Regions from separate parts of the Homo sapiens genome. Here region 1 is linked to region 2. The links are chromatin contacts, found by Hi-C or POLR2A ChIA-PET in ENCODE. All regions are on one chromosome and are shown on one strand. The core of a region is the stretch at or near the end of the contact, and the rest is flanking DNA. Distances in the headings are between cores, read along the strand shown. Region 1 holds the start of SULT1C4 (sulfotransferase family 1C member 4). Region 2 holds the start of RANBP2 (RAN binding protein 2).

Region 1 (3,033 bases), core at 47-2,546, 340 kb before region 2:
CAGAACATGGGCCACAGAGAAATGGTGAACAAAGTCACCCATTATTATTAACAGCTATGATTTATTCAACATTTCCCTGTTGCCAAGCATTAAATAAGCTGTTTTATCTCCCCACAACCATGAGGTAGATAATGTTAAGATCCCCAATTCAGACCTGAGGAAAAGCGTGATATGAAACAGAGAAAGATTCTGTAACCTGCCATTGCCCACAGCTACTGGGACTTGGCACAGGGTTCAAATACAGGCAGCCTGACTTCTCTCTGAAGGATGTCAAGCCACAGCCACCATACTCACCTAGTCCCCACATAATGATGGCCCAAGGAACTCGCTTCCTCAATTTTTGCTTAGTTTTACTCATTCATTCTTTCGAGAAATAGAAGAATGCCAGACACTAGGCATACAGCTATCAAACAGTGAGAAAACAACAGGCCCCATTTCATGTGCCTTAGAGTGTAGTGAAGGAGACAGAAAATGCCAACAAGTAAACACGCAAAAACTAACTGTCAATGGTTGCTCTAAAGGAACACAAAGTGCCATGAGCAAGGAAATAGGAGGGACCTACTTGAGATGACATAGAAAGTCAAAGAAGGCTTCTCCAGAAAGGGGGCATCAAAGCTGGGACACGAAGAAAGAGAATCAGACAGCCAGACACACAAGAGCCGACAAGATCTCCAGAAGGAGTGCTGCCATGGGGAGCAAGTGTGGCATGGCCCTGGGGTGCAGGCCAGGCCGGGGGCAGGGACTGAAGCAAGTTGTGAAATTTCTGATTATCAGGGGCAGAATGGATTCCTAAGGCAGCCACTGTCTTCTGTTAACTCTGGAGTTTTCTGCATCCCTTTTGCTTTAAATGAGGCATACATGTTTTCATAGCTGTGATGAAACCCCTACAATTCTCCAGTTTAGCATTATTTATTTTACTCTTAAAAAATAACAAAGCTGACCCTGGCAGATGTTTGTACTGGGAGATTCAGATCCATCCAGGCCCCCACTGTTAATAGCCCACGGGAAAGTCCCTGCAGTCTCTCAGGGAAGTCATTCTGTGTAGAATCTGTAATTTCACAGGCAAGTCCTGCAACTTTTTAATTGTTTAAAATTCCCAGAAGGAATAATTACTGAAATTATCTATGAAGGGTTTAATGGACACAGACATGAGAGCTATAAACAATGTGATACTATGTCCTGTTAACTCACAGAGAACGGAAGGGCTGGAACGGGACCCAGCCAGCAGGGTTTGTGACCGCCTCTGCTGTGACGTCACAGCCTGGTGAGGAGGGGGCTGCAGTTCCTCAGGAAACTGCCAGTGGACAAATTCATAAACAAGAGCTCCAGTTCCCTGGAACCTGAGTCGGGAGACCTGCAGCTCACTTTCTCCCTGTTTGCTGGCCAGCAGGGTTTGTGGCCGCCTCTGCTGTGACGCCACAGCCTGGTGAGGAGGGGGCTGCAGTTCCTCAGGAAACTGCCAGTGGACAAAGTCATAAACAAGAGTTCCAGTTCCCTGGAACCTGAGTCGGGAGGCCTGCAACTCACTTTCTCCCTGTTTGCTGGCCCAGACAGGCCTGTGCTAGAGGGCTGGATAGTGTGGTAGTGTGGTGGATAGAGTGCTGCCTCTATCCACAACGCAGCCATATGCTGACTGAAGATAACTTTGTGTCTGGAAGAGCCCTCTGATTTCTTACACTAATGGCCTTACACGACATGGAGGATTTTACATTTGATGGAACAAAGCGCTTAAGTGTCAACTACGTGAAGGGAATTCTTCAACCGACAGACACCTGTGACATCTGGGATAAGATCTGGAACTTCCAAGCCAAGCCTGATGACCTGCTTATTTCTACCTATCCTAAAGCAGGTAGGTGGAAGGGCTTGCAGGGGAAGGGGAAGAGGAGAGTTAGGAAGGTAAGTGGAAGTATGCATTAGTCATGAAATAAAGAAGTTGATCTGGAAAACTCTGGACAGAGTGATATGGCTAAGGAAAGTTACTAGTGGAAACTGAAGCTATACCGAAACATACTAAAATGACATACAAATTTTTAGAATTCAATCTTCCTATGATACTATGATGTACTTCCTTTTTTTTTTTTTTTCACTTTCCCAGGAGAGAGTGAAAACAGTTAAGAGCAAAAGGGTAGACTTGTTTATTTATTCATTCCCAATCTAGGCCCTTATTGTAGATCTTGTAAAAAGCTGCTTTGAGTGTGTGAGCTAGAAAGGTGATCCTGAGTCTGATTTGGGAAAGAAATAGGGGAGCTTTGGTTCTGCAATGCTGATATCACCTCAGCAGCCCTCCCATCTCAGGGTCTGAGAACCATCCTTCTGATTTCCACCTTCCTTTGTGGTAAGTTTTGAACCAACTGCCTTATCTCAACAATCAGTTTAACAAAGTTGTCTGTAAAAGTAGGACTAGCTTAAGCCGAGCCACCACGTCATAAAAATTGGGTGATGATGAGGTGGAAATAGTTCTCTATAAATATTTTTGCATATCTACATATCTACTAGAAATACATTACTGGGTCCACACACAAATTGTATATACATTTGCTCTTTGCAAAATCAAGCTGTCAAAAACTCTTGTTATACACACACAAACACACACACATCAAAAAATCTAAACCTCAGTATTTTCTGAGACTGTTCAAAATCCTCTTTTGTTCTTATCTCTCAAGATCCTGACAGAAGATTCTGCAGGCACATGGAGGCCTTGGTCTCTTCTTTGTCCATCTGTTTCATTTTGGTCCTGATTTCCCAATCTTACTCATCAGGAGCCCATTCAGGATCAAATTTTTCTGAATGTAAATTTCTAAAAGTAGCCACTGGTGAGGATCACATCTCATCATCTTAATTTCATTGACAATTCCACTTGATTATCAATTCAATACATAAATAATCTTTTCTCTATCTGCCAAACGCAAGTACAAAGATATGGTTCATTTAGGTTTTTCATGGCATTAATGAGGTTTAAGCAATTCAAAAAGCACACTAAGAAAATTAAATACTTGCCATCTAAAGTAATATTTAATCATAACTAAAACCATA
Region 2 (3,036 bases), core at 309-2,808:
TTATTACTGTTAAATTTTGGTATGTTCTGTTATTCTGCTAGTGAAATATATATAGATTTGGGGGGGCTATTCCTTTTCCTTTTTTTTTTTTTTTTTGAGACAAGGGTCTCACTCTGGTGCCCAGGATGGAATGCAGTGGCGCTATCACAGTTCATTGTAACCTGGAACTCCTGGACTCGAGGGATCCTCCCGCCTCGACCTCCCAAAGTGCTGGGGCTACCAGCTTAAGCCACTGTGCCAGGCGAATGGCTATTCCTATATACACAGTTGACCCTTGAATAACATGGGTTTGAACTGCCTGGGCCCGCTTATAAGCCGACAGAAAATACAGTATTGGAGGGGCCTGCATATAGAGAGGTCTGACTTTTCCTCTAAGTGTTCCACCCGCAGGACTGACTGCGGGATTTGAGAATGCGCGGACTTCTTCTTCTTCTTTTTTTTTTTAGGAAGTCTTACTCTCGCCCAGGCTTGAGTGCAGTGGCGCGATCTCAGCTCACTGTAACCCTCGCCTCTCAGTTTCAAGCGATTCTCGTGCCTCAGCCTCCCGAGTAGCTGGGATTATAGGGGCCCACCTCCACGCCCAGGTAATTTTTTGTATTTTTAGTAGAGATGGGCTTTCGCCATGTTGGCCAGGCTGGTTTCGAACTCCTGACCTCAGGTGATCCGCCCGCCTCGGCCTCCCAAAGTGCTGGGATTACAGGCGTGAACCACAGCGCCCGGCGGAATGCGTGGATTTTGGCATAAGACGGTGGTTCTGGAACCAATCCCCCGCCGAGATGACTGTTTAAAAAATTGTAATTGTCCAAAACTTAATATTTGTGGTCTTTTTCATTATGCAGTTCTAAATCTCCCTTTTTTTTTTTTTTTAAATTCAGACGGAGTCTCCCTCTGTCGCCCAGACGGCGCAATCTCGGCTCACTGCAACCTCCGCCTCCCGGGTTCAAGCGATTCTCCTGCCTTAGCCTCCGGAGTAGCTGGGACTACAGGCGTCCGACACCACGGCCGGCTAATTTTTTGTATTTTTGGTAGAGATGGGGTTTCCCTGTGCTAGCCAGGATGGTCTCGATTTCCTGACCTCATGATCCGCCCGCCGTGGCCTCTCAAAGTGCTGGGATTACAGGCGTGAGCCACCACGCCTGGCCCTCATTTAATAAGATATGAATTTAAAAATGTATGCTTTAGTATTCACACATGTCCGATGCAACGTATTTAACCAGTCATCTCCAGAAACTTTGTTCCAATTTACACGTTCACCAAATTGGCCTGAGTGCTTTTTTTCTTCCAATGCATTGCGCACTTATAATTTAGAACAAGTGACCAAAACGCTTAAGAGCCCATCACGCAAATTGTTATCTGCTGGAAATCTACGCCCTAGGCTGTGGACACTGGCGGCCGAAATCTGATCCCGGCTTGCCAAGACACCCTCAGAGCACGCGGCGCTGCCAAGAGCCTGGCCGAGTGCAGCTCGAGCGCCGACGTCGCCAACGTGGCGCACACTGCTGACGCAGTACGCAAGTTCGTCACAGTGGTCCTCCGCCGGCTGCGCCGCAAGTTCGTCACAGTGGTCCTCCGCCGGCTACGGCGCTGCGTCACTGGTTTGCAGGCGCTTTCCTCTTGGAAGTGGCGACTGCTGCGGGCCTGAGCGCTGGTCTCACGCGCCTCGGGAGCCAGGTTGGCGGCGCGATGAGGCGCAGCAAGGCTGACGTGGAGCGGTACATCGCCTCGGTGCAGGGCTCCACCCCGTCGCCTCGACAGGTGAGTGGGTCTCGAAGAGACCGACGGCCTCGACCTGGCCGGGCGGCGGCCTCGCGCTGCTCAGGCGTCATGGCTCCCGACGGGCGCTGCTCCCTGGCGCGCTCTGTTGAGGCGCCGGCCGGCTGGCGCAGTCCTGTGGGCGGCGTGGCGCTTGCAAGCGCATGAAGAGTCCTGGGGGGACAGCGGTGGGCGGGAGACCTTTGGCGCCGGCGCTTCCTCTTTCTCCCGGCTTGTTCCCGACGCTTGTTCCCGACGGTGCTCGCTCCTGGGGCCGCCCTGGCCCGGGCTTTCTGGCCGATCGCGCACCCCGTAGTACCCGCGCGGCCTAGTTCTCGGGGGCTTGGGCACCCGGGTGCTGTATCGGCGGGTTTCTTCCCATCTCCTGGACATATACTTTATATGCTGCGGCGGAGGTCGTACCTCCTTGGCCTGGAGGAACCCAGTGGGGACTGACGCAGCTCCGGGTGAGCTTTGGCGGCTGCGTCGAGTGACAAGGTAGGCATCTCAGCGCGGACATTTGCAATGGCCCGACGGCGCAAATGACACTGAAAGTCCCCTTGTTTTGAGTATGAGGTGTTTGTCGCTGTCCCTTTGTAAGGGTCCAGCTCCACTCCGCTCCTCATACTCACCTCCCTCGCCCCCCTCCCCGCCCGGAACACTTTGGTAGCTGCCTTTGCTTAAAAAAAAAAAATTCTAAAGTTCTTACAAATCGTTAGTATGGCTTGCAATTTTTAACCTTTTCCACAAATGTTTTAAGGGTATTTTTCCTCTTTACATGTAAATAATGTGATCTATTTTGGATTCAATAAGACTTTAGTAATTGGATCTAAAGAGTGACGGAAGAAGCTATTAAAGGTGGATGTGCGCAGAATCTTGAGTCAGTTTGCTTTGGCTTGAATAATCACAGCACTGTCGTTTATAAGCTGGGTATTTGGGGCCAGTTACACTTTTCATCCATAGATGGAGTTGTAACATTAATAGAATTTGATAGGATGATCCATTTTAAACATTTAGGGTATTGCTTGACACATAGCACTAAATGTTAGCTACAAGTCACTTTTTATTGTTGATGTTAAAAGGATATTGGCGGGGCGCAGTGGCTCACGCCTGTAATCCCACCACTTTGGGAGGCCGAGGAGGGCGGATTGCCTGAGGTCAGGAGTTCGTGACCAGCCTGGCTAACATGTTGATACCTCGTCTCTACTAAAAATACAAAAAAAGTTAGCCGGGCGTGGTGGCGCATGCCTGTAGTCCCAGCTACCCGGGAGGCTGAGGCAGGAG

The links. Hi-C counts contacts between places; a loop is a spot of excess contacts on that map. ChIA-PET counts read pairs that join two places held with the same protein, here RNA polymerase II (POLR2A). Pooled maps may share reads with other maps.
Region 1: a loop to region 2 is called in a pooled map, with 2.7 times the contacts of the local background. The contact joins the promoter of SULT1C4 here to the promoter of RANBP2 in region 2. A Hi-C loop is called at or near these places in 3 of 50 pooled maps. POLR2A ChIA-PET finds 5 or more read pairs at or near these places in 2 of 52 experiments (WTC11 and activated T-cell).

The regions. Positions count from the first base shown.
Region 1 is chr2:108,376,658-108,379,690 of GRCh38, forward strand. SULT1C4 (sulfotransferase family 1C member 4) reads left to right here and starts at 1,297. Exons shown (of 7, transcript NM_006588.4): 1 at 1,297-1,849. The coding sequence starts at 1,681.
Region 2 is chr2:108,717,924-108,720,959 of GRCh38, forward strand. It overlaps RANBP2 (RAN binding protein 2), which reads left to right and starts at 1,559. Exons shown (of 29, transcript NM_006267.5): 1 at 1,559-1,755. The coding sequence starts at 1,684. RefSeq lists enhancers at 502-1,432, 1,433-2,362, 1,456-1,645, 1,726-1,785.